3 separate regions of the Homo sapiens genome follow, and regions 1 and 2 are each linked to region 3. The links are chromatin contacts, found by Hi-C in ENCODE. All regions are on one chromosome and are shown on one strand. The core of a region is the stretch at or near the end of the contact, and the rest is flanking DNA. Distances in the headings are between cores, read along the strand shown. Region 1 holds the start of ABCA13 (ATP binding cassette subfamily A member 13). Region 2 holds the start of LINC02838 (long intergenic non-protein coding RNA 2838). Region 3 overlaps ABCA13 (ATP binding cassette subfamily A member 13).

What was found. Hi-C counts contacts between places; a loop is a spot of excess contacts on that map. Pooled maps may share reads with other maps.
Region 1: a loop to region 3 is called in a map of PC-3, with 4 times the contacts of the local background. The contact joins the promoter of ABCA13 here to the enhancer-like site in region 3. A Hi-C loop is called at or near these places in 2 of 168 maps with a recorded cell type or tissue (PC-3 and mammary epithelial cell).
Region 2: a loop to region 3 is called in a map of mammary epithelial cell, with 14 times the contacts of the local background. The contact joins the promoter of LINC02838 here to the enhancer-like site in region 3. A Hi-C loop is called at or near these places in 3 of 168 maps with a recorded cell type or tissue (Caco-2, PC-3 and mammary epithelial cell), 1 of 37 single-sample maps with no recorded cell type and 4 of 50 pooled maps.

The regions. Positions count from the first base shown.
Region 1 is chr7:48,169,177-48,173,584 of GRCh38, reverse strand. It overlaps ABCA13 (ATP binding cassette subfamily A member 13), which reads right to left and starts at 2,127. Exons shown (of 62, transcript NM_152701.5): 1 at 2,033-2,127. The coding sequence starts at 2,101.
Region 2 is chr7:48,706,693-48,710,958 of GRCh38, reverse strand. LINC02838 (long intergenic non-protein coding RNA 2838) reads right to left here and starts at 2,456. Exons shown (of 3, transcript NR_183322.1): 1 at 2,256-2,456; 2 at 2,045-2,164.
Region 3 is chr7:48,425,943-48,430,176 of GRCh38, reverse strand. It overlaps ABCA13 (ATP binding cassette subfamily A member 13), which reads right to left. Exons shown (of 62, transcript NM_152701.5): 42 at 2,306-2,411. Among named protein-coding and RNA genes, the nearest start is that of ABCA13, 260 kb to the right of the region's middle. Within about 2 kb of position 2,301, at least 3 of the 41 ENCODE cell types and tissues checked have a DNase peak (open chromatin) inside an H3K27ac peak, as active enhancers do; they include PC-3 and mammary epithelial cell, where a contact is called at or near this core.

The DNA.
Region 1 (4,408 bases), core at 878-3,377, 260 kb after region 3:
AGGATATATCCCAAGAGGTGGTTTCATTAAATATTTAATTGCATTTTTCATTGCTTTTCTGTGAACAGACTATAGCTCTTTGTGGGCCAGGAACTCACTTTTCTTGTTCACCCACTATCTGGCACATAACAGAGATGCATAAATGCTTTATTCCTTCCTTCTTTTACTTATTCAACAAATATTTACTGAACATCCATTGTGTGCCAGGCACTGTTCTGGGTGCTGGAGAATACATTGATGAACCAATTGGGGAAAATGTCCTGCTCTCATGCATGTAACATACTAATGTAGGATCCAGAGGCAATCGGCAAATAAGAAAATCTGTGGTGTGTTACAAGATGATAAATACTAAAGAAAAATAAGTCAAAGAAAAGTGGGATGCAGGAGTTACCACTTTAAATAAACAGTTATCAAACAAATAAAACCTTCTGATGAGGATGTTTGCCTTAGCAGCAAAAGTAATTGTGAAAATTTTTTAAAACTCAAGTATCCATTAAGGAGGAGTAGGCAGTCTGGCTACCTCGGTCACTGAACTGTTTTGAGGTAGATATGCATAAAGCAGAAAGAGCAGTGCCTGGGAACCAACTTCCACCCATAACACTCTTTCATGGGAAAATAGGCTAATTCCCTAAAACAAACTTACATGTCAATGAAATACACTGTTTATAAATGTAAAACTACCTACACAGACACGAACACACTAACAATCAATGAAGACTGTCTCACTCCTTTATTCCTGAACTTAAAACTTTTTTTTTTTTTTTTTTTTTTTTTTTTTTTTTTTTTTGAGACGGAGTCTCGCTCTGTCGCCCAGGCTGGAGTGCAGTGGCGCGATCTCGGCTCACTGCAAGCTCCGCCTCCCGGGTTCACGCCATTCTCCTGCCTCAGCCTCCCGCGTAGCTGGGACTACAGACGTCCGCCACCACACCCGGCTAATTTTTTTGTGTTTTTTTAGTAGAGACGGGGTTTCACTGTGTTAGCCAGGATGGTCTCGATCTCCTGACCTCGTGATCCGCCCGCCTCGGCCTCCCAAAGTGCTGGGATTACAGGCGTGAGCCACCGCGCCCGGCCAACTTAAAACTTTTGTACAAACTTTCAACTGAAATTATTTTGATCCTAAAGATCACATAAAAAAGAAAACATCTCCTTTAACTTGTATTTTATTTCAAGACAGAGAGATAGAATATTCTGGCTCGGAGGATTCAGCAAAATGTAATTCAATGTCAATTACTGAATCTCTTCAAACCAAAGCATTTGTCAGCAGAAAATTCCCATAGGTTAACTGTAGACCTTAAAATCAGAAACGATGCAGGTAAATTACTGCACATCTACTTCTCCTGAAAATGACATTTATAGGTATTAATGTTTATATAGTGGCATCAGGAATAAAGTTAGTCATAATAACAAGCAATTGATTTCTATTTCACAAAAACGTACACTTACAGGATATTTGCATAAGTATTCACACAAGTTTCATTTGAACAATTCCAATCTCCTTAGGAAAACCTTGCTAATGTAATTTGAATACAGTTCTAAATAGATGTGAATTAACACTAAAGATGGTGACCCTACAGAATAACAGAGTGGATGTGTCATACCCTGCTCTGGTGAGGCACACTGTGCAGTCTTGTGCTTCGGAGTCAGTACCTGTAGCATTCTGCTTATGCATTAAATGCAGCAAATGCTTTGTTCCTTAAACCTGAGAATTCACTGTTCAGTTTTTACAACGAATGCTTAGAACACAAATTATAGTTCAATTCCACCTGCTTTTTTGTTTGTTTGTTTTTAGAATTTTTCTAAATTTGCCCTTTTCTGATAAATTCTTCAGCCTTGATTTCATCCTGGTCATTAAAGTGTTCAGCTACTTTGGCCCTTGGGACGGGTTTTGATTTAAAATAATCCAACCTCCCCAAATTCCCTGCAGCATGAGTGTTTTTACCTGCCAGGAGGCAGAGGCAGGCAGGAAAGAATAGACCCTGATCTTGCTCCAGACCTCACTGGAACCCTATGGAAAACCAAGGCAAGCACTCACCGGGTTCCTGAGTCTGCAGAGCCAATTCTTCCACAGCAGGGCTTTGAACTGGCACCCGGCATGCCCCATGCCTGCTGCTCCCTGCTCTCAGTCAGGAAGCCAGCCTGTAAGGATGGTGCTTATATCTGCTGGGCTCAAGTGAAGGCATGTTGCCTATTAGTCAATTCTAACAAAAGTGAGTGATGCAAGAGAGATTACTGGTGACTGAATAAAACAGGCATCAGATGTCCCCTCTTGTTCGGCATCTGCTGAGAAATCTTTTCACTAGCTGTTCAGTGTTTCAGGAGGGTTGAATTACAGAAAGCTGCCTTCAGGGACTTTCTCGGGCATACACACATACACAGAGAGGGTGCCCTCCCTTTCCGAGAACCCACAGAACTGATCTGTGCGACAAGAAGTAATGCCCACATTTACCATTTACCTCCCTTTTTTTCTGGATATTAATTAGATGGAATTTTCCTTTTTTCTTCTGAAGCATTGGTTATTACACAAATTTGCCAAAATATTTCAATTTTGGTGGTCCCATGGCAGAGAGTTTGAAGGGAAGGAGATGGAAGCAGTGTTGGTGTCTGGGGGAGTTTGGGGAATGGGTGACTCAAGTTCCACTCTGCTACTGCACCTGCACTTCATACTTCTCCTTCACCCATTTCCTCCAAAGGGATCAGGATCTACGTTTCAAATGGTATCGGGTGCAGATGTGGCAGGACTCAGCAAGTGGCCTGTGGATTACCTCTGAGTCCTGTTTGATTCCTGAACACTTGCACTTTCTAAGTGGCATGATGGATTCAGCTTGCCAGCTGGTGGCTCCATCGTCTTGGAAGCCAGGCCCTCTTGAGTTCCTGTTGCCCCCAGTTGTGGTCAGAAGGATTTCAGGCAACCCAGTCTTGTGGTCTTCTATTTCATAAAGCAATTTTCACAAGCTGTGAATGCTTGATAAATGGCTTTTGCAATAGGAAACAGGGAACACAGGCTTCAGCAAAGAAACTGACTCAATTATTTTGTAAACTTATTTGTTTAGAGCATGCCTATTTTATTTTATTTTTTGTTACATGGCTGGCAGCACTAGAGTGAAGGCCATTACTTAGCAGGATGGCGCCCAGCAACCATAAGTGGATTTGCCTGATCCCCATATGATGTTCCCCCTTGACCTGTGACTTCTCAAAGGTCTTTGGGGTTGCCTAAGTATTGCTACTCTGGTTCTCTTTGCAGATAACATCTAGAACACCTTACAAGTAATTGTCATAATTTTTAAAAATCTAGTATAAGAAAAAGCCTCCAACCATAAGGTTTTTCTCATGTTATGTTCATAGCAGCCAGTTTTTATGCTGCTATGCCAGAATTATGTCAGAGACACAAAAATTATCTCATCCATTGCTTTCATGGAACAATGCTGTGTTAGGATTTTCAGATAAACAGAACCAATGGGTGATTCATTGATCGATTGATTGATTGATTATAAGGAATAGGCTCACACAGTCATGGAGGTGGGCAAGTCCTAAGATCTGCAAGGTGAATTAGCAAGTCAGAGACCCAAGGAAGCCAATGATATAGTTCCAGTCCGAGTCCAAAGACCTGAGAACAGGAGAGCCAATGGTGTAGTTGCCATCCAAAGACTGGGAAACTTGAGACCCAGGACAAGCTGGTATTTCCATAAAGTCTGAAGGCAGAAAACAAAAAAAAGCCAATGTCCCAGTATGAAGGCCATCAGACAGAAATAATTATCTAACTTAGGGGAAAGTCAGACTTTTTGTTCTGTTTAGGTCTTCAACTAATTGGATGAGACCCACTCACACTAGGGAGGGCCATCTGCTGAATTCAGTCTACCTACTTAAATATTAATGTCATTTATAAACACCCTTGCAGAAACTCCCAGAATAATGCTATCTTTTGTTCCGTGTTTCAGCCAAGAAAACAAACAAGCAATTAGAGCCCTTCCTAACTCCATGAGCTGCCATATTAAATGCAGAATAACTGCTTAGTGACCCCATATTAGCAAATTTGGCCTGATACAATTTTATGTTCCTTCCATCATTATCCCATACCCTTATATCCATTTCCACACATATTCCCCAGATTTCTGCTTGTATACATTAGAAAACTCAAATTGTCCATTTGATGTATAGCACACTTCCTCATGGTTTATACCTTATATCTCCCCTTTGGGTGCTGCTGGGACTTGAATCTAGTTATAGGTCTGAAATGAACGAGGAATGGTGGGAGTGGGTTCTGAGGAGAAGCAGAAGCGCCTTGCATGGCAACTGCCTCATGGTAGGACATTATAGTTTTCTTAGGCAAGGCAGGGTTGATCCCCTCAGACATGGGGTAAGAGACTACTTCCACTAGGACTGGGGAAAATGCCTCCACTTGAGTGTGGAG
Region 2 (4,266 bases), core at 1,207-3,706, 280 kb before region 3:
GAAACCAGGTGCCTTAATTGAACATTTTGACTTTGAAACCCCTCTGTTGCATTTATAATTGAAATATGTTCTAACAGGTTGATATAATAAAGATTGTAGTAATTGTATTTATCTGCTTAAACATTCAAATGTTTCTTCCTTTTTTGGTTCTATTTAAGGGGAGACAAAAATTATATACCTACTAACTTAGTCATATTTGTTAAGTGTCAAAAATTATGTCAAGGGCAGTCCTAGAAAACCTGTTGGTAGTTTATCAGGGCTCCACAGACTTGTTTATAATTAACAATGTTATGAACGTTATGTACCATAGGAAGACAGGAATGGATACTATTATTAACTTTTGTAGAGAAATAGAAAAAAAGGTCCCCGAAAATACATTTGTCTCCAATTACATAATTTCTGAGACTTAAAACTTTTCCTACTTACTACTAAAACTAAGGTAAACTTGGAAAAAAAATGATGAAAAAAACTTTAAAAGAGTAGACAAATTTCTAATTTCATGTTTAAGTAACATTCTCGGTAAATGACAGTAAGTGACAGTAAGTAAATCAGAAAGAATATAAAATATTAGAACAATATAATTAATAAATTAATATAATTAGCACACACGAAACCTTTTATTTTATTATTATTATTTTTTTTTAGAGAGAGTCTCACTCTGTCACCCAGGTTAGGATACAGTGGTGTGAACATGGCTCACTGCAGCCTTGACCTCCTGGGCTCAAGCAATCCTCTTGCCTCAGCCTTCCCAGTAGCTGGTGGGGACCCAGGTGAGTGCCACCATGGCTGATTAATTTTGGTATTTTTGTAGAGATGCAGTCTTGCCGTGTTCCCCAGGCTGGTCTCAAACTCCTAGGCTCAAGCAATCCTGCTGCCTCAATTTGGGAGAAATTGTTGGGATTACAAATGTGAGCCACCGCACTCAGCCCACACACATATAAAACTTGAACGCAGATCAAGAGAAGACAATTTTTTTCCATGTGAATGTGTACTAAAATTGATTAAATTCTAAGCTATAACAGAAGTCTTAAAAAATAAGATATGTTAATCTGATCATATGGAAATTAACTTAAAATATTGTCAAACCAAATAACACTAGAAATGTTTAAAACGATTAAGATGAGAATGATTCACAAAATAATAACTTAAAGAAATTCAAATCTTTGGAAATTAAGCAATAAAGTATTAAATATTCCATGGTTCAAAAAAGAAATCAAAATAAAAGAATTTGTTTTAATTTCAATGAAAATTTAGAATTTGGCATGTCAAAAATTATAGAATGGTTCTAAAGCCCTGCTTTTAAAAAGCTGATAGACTTCAGTGGATATATTATTTTAAGAAAAGAAAGAATAAAAATCAAAAATTTAAGTTCAACAAATGAATTTATGTGATCATCTGATTTATGAAAAGGTGACATTGTAATGCCAGGAGGCATACTCCAGGAACAGTGCTGGGTCAGCCAGATATTCCTGAAGAACAAAATGAATCTTTCACATCTACTTCACCATTCACGTATGCCATACTTTTCACGTCACACACACACACACACACACACACACACACACACACACAGAAAAACAACTCTGATGTACCACTAAGTAAACGTGAAAATTAAAACAATACAGGTTCTGGATGGTATCATAGGAAAATGTCTACATTGTCTTGTAGTTGGCAAGGTTTTCTTAAATTGCACACAAAAAGCACCAATCATAAAGCAAAATATTGATACACTGGAATTTGCTAAATCATTAATTACTCTTCATCAGAAGATACTGTAAGACAGTGAATACGCAAGCCACGAAGTAGAAAAAAAAAATTGGAAATGCATGCATCTTACAAAGGATTTATATCCTTTATAAAACAAAATTTCTACAATTCAACAAGGAAAACAAAGGCCTGCCAAAAAAATATGGGAGGAAAACATTGTCATTTGACAAGACATCAGATGGCTGATTTAACCATATTAATGTGGATGAGGTATGGTGAAGCCAGAGGAAGATCAAAAGAGAAGCTTGAAAGAGTTTTACAGTTTTGTTATACTCACAGTTCCCTGGGGAGAACACAGCGTGCCATGCCACAGGGGGCCACTCGTGGGAGCACCAGCGTCAGAGTTGAGCCAGAGGGATAAAGGGCAGCAGTAGGCGAAAACCTTTTTTTGTGGTTTCTGCAGGAATGAAAGGGTTAGGCAGGGCAAACAGGCTTAGGCTTGATGACTTGAAATAATTTCAGTGGGCTTGTTCCTGGTTGTCTGGTACCTGGCTCCGAGGCACATATGGCGACTGAATAGCGGCCAAGGGTCTGAGAGACAAACAAGGAGGTAATTGAGGATCGGACTTAATTGACCCCACAAGAAAAGGGCCTGACTCCTCTCCAGCCGGGGCCTCTAAACTAAGTCAACATAGTGCAAGACAGATCTCCATGTGGCCTTAGACTATCCCAGTTCTCTCTCATTTCTTGTCTATAGTTCTCAAGAATAACTATAGAATGTGCTAACAATGCAACATTCTGAGATAAAGAGGGGCTCTCCAGAGCAGCCCAAGTTCTGTTCCAATCTCTCCTAGAATTGGATGTCTGGCGATGTTTGACAAACAGGAGAACTGTTTCCAAGGTTCCTGAGCTACAGTGCAAGTGCGGCATGCGCAAACGAGACTATGTCCTGGCAGCTTTCCTGAGCCTCTGGGATCAGGCTGTCATGAATCTTAGGCCTCTGTTGTCTCTTTCTAGTTGTCTATAGGTAATAAATCTACTGCATGTAACCTGTGTTTGTAAGTATCCTGAACTTGTGCAAGGAGTAGAAATTGCAGCCCATGATGCTTTGGAATGAAATGATAACCATTGCATGGCGAACCTGCTTTGCTGGCATAATAATAATAAAAAACGCTATATTACTATGGCCAATAAGCATTTGAAATGGTGCTCAACATTATTGTCAGAAAAATGTTATTCAAACCACAATGTGATAATATTACCTACCCACCATAAGAATTAACATTTATAAAAAGTGGCAATCTCAACTGTAGAGACAATGTGGGACAATGAAATTTTCTGATACTCTTAGTAGGAACATAAATTAGCGCATTCTGTATGCAAAATTGTATAGCTATCTACTTAACCCTAAAATTGTGCATGCCTTGTATCACAACTGTTCTGCCCAATGTAAATGCATTTGTATGTGCATCAAAACTCATACAAAATATTAATAAAAGCACCATTTCCAATAGTAAAACTATGGAAACTGCCCAAACGCTCATCAGCAGTTGAATAGGTGAATAAAGCCTTGCATATTTACATGACGGAATGTCATACAGTAAACAAAAAGATTAAACTACTGCTATATGCAGCATGACAAATTTCACAGACATAATGTGAAGAAAACATATTTTTTAAAAAAGAAAAGAAAATCCAGACACAAAAGGGTACTTAACACATAATTCCATTCATCATAAATTAAAAAAAATCCTAATGTATAGTGATGGACATAAAGATATTCATTATTTTTAGAGGTGTAATGAATAGAAAAGGTCATGGTAGAGTCTCTGGGGGCTGACAACGTTCTGCGTTTTGAGCTGGATGATACCCATGAGTATGTTCACTATGTAAAGAAAAATGATGAAGAGTATAATCAAGATTCGCTCCCTTGATCATTGTGTTTTACTTCAACAAACATTACAAGAAAAGATAAAACTCAACCCATTCTTGGGTTATCTAGTAAAGCAAGCTGCTATAAATCCACTGAATATATTACAAAGAAAAAAAATCTTGATAAAACCTGGGCTGACAGAGAACTTCAAGGTATTACTGAGGAAAATAATAAATCAATAATAAAAATCATAATTATCCTTTATGAATACTAGTCATTTTACATACATTATTTTATTTCCTTTTTGCAATAAACCTATGAGGTTGTCATAATTATTCCCATAACATATATGAAGTAACTAAGGCTTAAAGAAATTAAATAACCTCTCCATGATTGTACAGTAGGTCAGAAATGGAATCTGCATTGAGACATGCTTTATTACAAAGCCTATGCAATGGCACAATAAGCTGCATACAAAATAAAATTTCCTTCTGTTGCAGAAAAGCTTAGAATTCATGGAATAGGTCACATTCTTGTACAAGAGATAGATCTAGGGTTGCCAGGTAAAATGCAGGATGCCTAAATAAATTTGAATTTCAAATGAACTATTTTTTTTTTAGAAAAAATATACCTCATAAAAACTTGGGACATATTAAGCACCACATTTTTATAGTCAATTGAACATA
Region 3 (4,234 bases), core at 1,052-3,551:
CAAAGAAAAGCCCAGACCCAGAAGCCTTCACTGGTGAATTCCACAAAACATTGAAAGAAGAGCTAATACCAATTATTCACAAACATGTCCACAAAATAGAAGAGAAGGGATCACCTCTCAACTCATTCTATGAGGTGAAGATAACCATGATAACAGCGCCAAAGACACTGCAAGAAAAGAAAATTGCAGACCAATACCTGCTATAAAGATACAAAAATGCTCCACAAAATACTAGCACAATAAAATCCAGCAATATATGACATGACCGGGTAGAATTTGTCCCAGGAATGCAATGTTGTTTTAACTACCAAAAACCAAAAATATACCATATAAATAAATAAATAAACAAAAAACAAATGATCATCTCAATAGATGCAGAGAAAGCATTTGGCAACATCCAACACCTTTCATGATTAAAAACACTCCACAATTAAGAACAGATAGAAACTTCTTCAACTTCATAAACGGCATTTATGAAAACCTAGTTACCATTCCACTTAACTCACACAATTCCATAATTAGAAATTCTTCCAGCTCTAGAAATAAAATCTGCCCAATTTTAATAATGGACAAAAAATCTGAATATGACTTCTCCAAAGAAAATATACAAGTGGCCATGAAGCCTATGAAAAGATATTCAACATCATTAGCCACCAGTGAAATGTAAATAAAACCCACAATGAGATACACACTAAGGTGTGTGTCACATCCACTAAAGTGTCTGTAATCAAAACAGCAGATAATAACAAGGGTTGGGAGAATGTGGAGAAATTAGAAACTTCATATACTACTGGTGGGAATGTAAGGTGTGATCACTTTAGATGACAGTCTAGCAGTTTCTCAAATGATTGAAACATATGATTCAGCAATTTCACTCCTAGGTATACATGTAAGAGAAAACATATCCACAAAAATTGTGTATATAAATGTTCATAATAGTATATTTGCAATAGTAAAAAACTGGAAACAACCCCAAATGCCCATCAACTGGTGAATGGACAAACAAAAATGTGGTATATTTATACAATGAAATATTTGGTAATCAAAATAAGTTGAGTACTGGCACGCTGTAACATGGATGAACCTCAAAAACATTGTGCTGAGTGAAAGAAGCTAGTCACAGAGGGCCACACATACTATGATTCCATGTATATAAAATGTCCAAAATAGGCACATCTATTAGAGATTGAAAGTACATTAGGGGTTGCCTATGGCTGAAGAGATGGGGATTTTGAGGAGTGATTGCTAAGTGACACCAGTTTTCAGAGTAATGAAAATGGTATAAGGTTGATTGTGGTGATGAATGCAGAACTCTGAAGAAGCTAAAAGCCACTGAATGGTCCCATTTATATGAGTGAATTGTGTGTTATGTGAATTATATCTCAATAAAGCTGTGGGAAATAAAAATATATGCCTAACATAATCATTAGGAGAATGCAAATTAAAACCACAATGAGAAACTACTACACATCTATTTTAATAGCTAAATTATATGTTTTTCAAATCTGATACTACTAAGAGCTGAAGAGGAAGTACAGCAATAGCAATTCCTACAGTTGCTGGTAAGGATGCAATTTGGGAAACATCATAAAAGGTTATAACATATTTAATTCTAGTTACTTATTCATGGGTTCATGTGCCTAGTAGACTGAAATCTCTGAAGGAAAGCTCTTAGATTTATTACCCTCCACATCCCTAGAGCTCAGCTCAGGGATCCTTGCTGAGTTGCTGCTAATAAATATGCCAGGAATTGGACTGAACTGGAGCTTCAGTCACACACCTAGATACCAAATCTGGATTCTGTTCAATCATTAAAGCCTATAAAGGAGGCTGCATACAAAAGCTGAAGCCATGATTTGGTCCCAAAGGGACAGAGGTCGCATGAAGGCAAAGCCCACATCCGGGGCTTTGTTAAACCATGCAAATCCATTACCAGGAGGGTGCCTGCACATAAGAGGCACACCACGCAGGTAGGCCAGATCAGTTTGTTTGTGATGAAGGTAAAATAAGATGAATGATGGTCATTATTCTAACTGTATACATTGAGAAATTTTTTATATACTAAGTCAAGTCCTGAAGAAAAGATAAATGTGTCCCATAAACACACAGTTTTTTTTTTTCAAGCCAGGATAAAACTCAACGTTTTTTTTGCCTCTGACCTGTATTTACTTGCCCCCTCACTATACACTCACATCTCCTCACTAACTTCAGAACCTTGCTATACAACTTTTAAAACAAGGGATGTTGAATAAGGCTGGTGTCATTGTTCCTCCAGCAGAAATGCAGGAAGCCATTCTGTACTTACAGTAGCCAGACAGATGTCCTGTAGGCCTGTGGTTCTGCAGCTCTGACTCAGTCCCCAGGGCAATGTGAGATTTCTTGTTGGAATCTTGCAAAAGCATCAAAAACACCTTTCGGAGAAAAAAAAACGCCATGTATTATTTTATGTTTCTATACACATCGCATTTCTTTTCTTCTGCCTCAATTGCCTAATCCGGTTGTGACAACATATGCCAAACACACCCCATATATTTCATTTAGCCATCCATTTAATTGGCATAACTCTAAGACTACCTAGGTCTCAGCAAAACAGGCTACCCATAGGATGCAAAGATGAATGAAACTTGACTGTGAACTCCCAGACCCTCACGGGCTAGTGGAGGCTGGTCAAATGCATAGGCAGTGGTAGGCAGGGAGGGGACAGATAGCAACACAGTGTATCCAATTCAACTTAAGTTTGTGACTCACTGTACCAGCATCTTAGGAATTCAGAGGTGAATCAGACAATAAAATTGCAATGCTCAGTTTACTTACAGTAGATGGGATCTCATACATAAAAATCCCCATTAAATGTATGCTTTCCATGGGCTATGATATATGATGTCACTAAGGTAGTTAATCAAATAACTTGCTTGAAGTCATTTCTTGGTTAGTAGTGGAGGCAGAAGTCCAACCTCAGTTTATTCAAAGCCAAATACTATGACTAAAGTAGCAAAAATAAGGTGAGAAAGCAGAAGTGCAAGCAGACACAAAGGGAAATGAGGTGGGGTGGAGACATCGAGGGCCTTGAGCTGCACCTGGATCGCTGGCAGGGATTTATGGAGTGATGGAAAGAGAATCTCTAAAATAAACATTGGGCAATTCACGAGAAGCATACAAGTCAAGGAGACATCGCCCTGCAGCAGCACAGTCCTAACTGCTGGAGTTCCACTCTTGGCAAGATGTGGGCCGGCTCTGTCTGCAGGCATAGGACTGCACCACGCAGAGTGTTGGCTGCCTCGTTGTATTAATAAAACAGAGATGATGATCACAGTATTTAAAGTTCAGTAGATGATGGCTGTAAAGTGCCAGGCACAGACTCTGGAAGCATGCAGTAAGTCTTCTATTATTCATGTGGTTAGCCAAGGTTTCCTGAACGTTCTCTGTGGGCCATGCACAAAGCTAGGCACTGTGCATTGCCACTCTCTCCCTTAGCATCATCTGTGCAGGTGCTTCCATCACCCCTTCCTCTGCACGTATCCATAGAGATATTGGTCCCTGGCCCTGGCCCCTCTCCAAGTGACTCCTGCTGGGCCAGCGTCACTGTCCATCCAGCTGGTACCTCCCACCCAATGCCCTGGGTAGTGAAGTCCTATACCTGCATATACAGATCTCAGCCCACACTGAGCACCCTGCCTCACTTCTGATTTCTCTACACAACCTCACCATTCTGATTCCTCTAAACAAGCAAAAAGGGATTGACTGTCTCTAGATGTTCCTGAGGAGCCCCTAACCACAGGGAAAGATGGGGGAAGGCACCAGAAAGAAGAAGCCATGAGCAAGCAAGCCTTCAGGAGAGGCATGCAATATCTCCGCACGTGGTTAATTAGTTTGCATGGAATCCTACTGAGCAAAATCTGCATGAGTAGCACTAGTGAAAGGTCAGATGCAGCTACCTTCATGTGAAAGATAACACTTTGCTGATTCTCAGTAAGACTCCAAGGAAAAGCTGTAAACCTCACTACTATTGCAAATAATAATAAGAAGAAGAATGATTAATAACATTTCTGAGTGTGCGCCAGCCATGTGACCTTGAACACATTATTTTACCACTCTTTAACTTAGTTTCCTCACATGATAAATGGTAATAAATAAGAGGCCGGGCGCGGTGGCTCACGCCTGTAATCCCAGCACTTTGGGAGGCCGAGGCGGGCGGATCACGAGGTCAGGAGATCGAGACCATCCTGGCTAACAC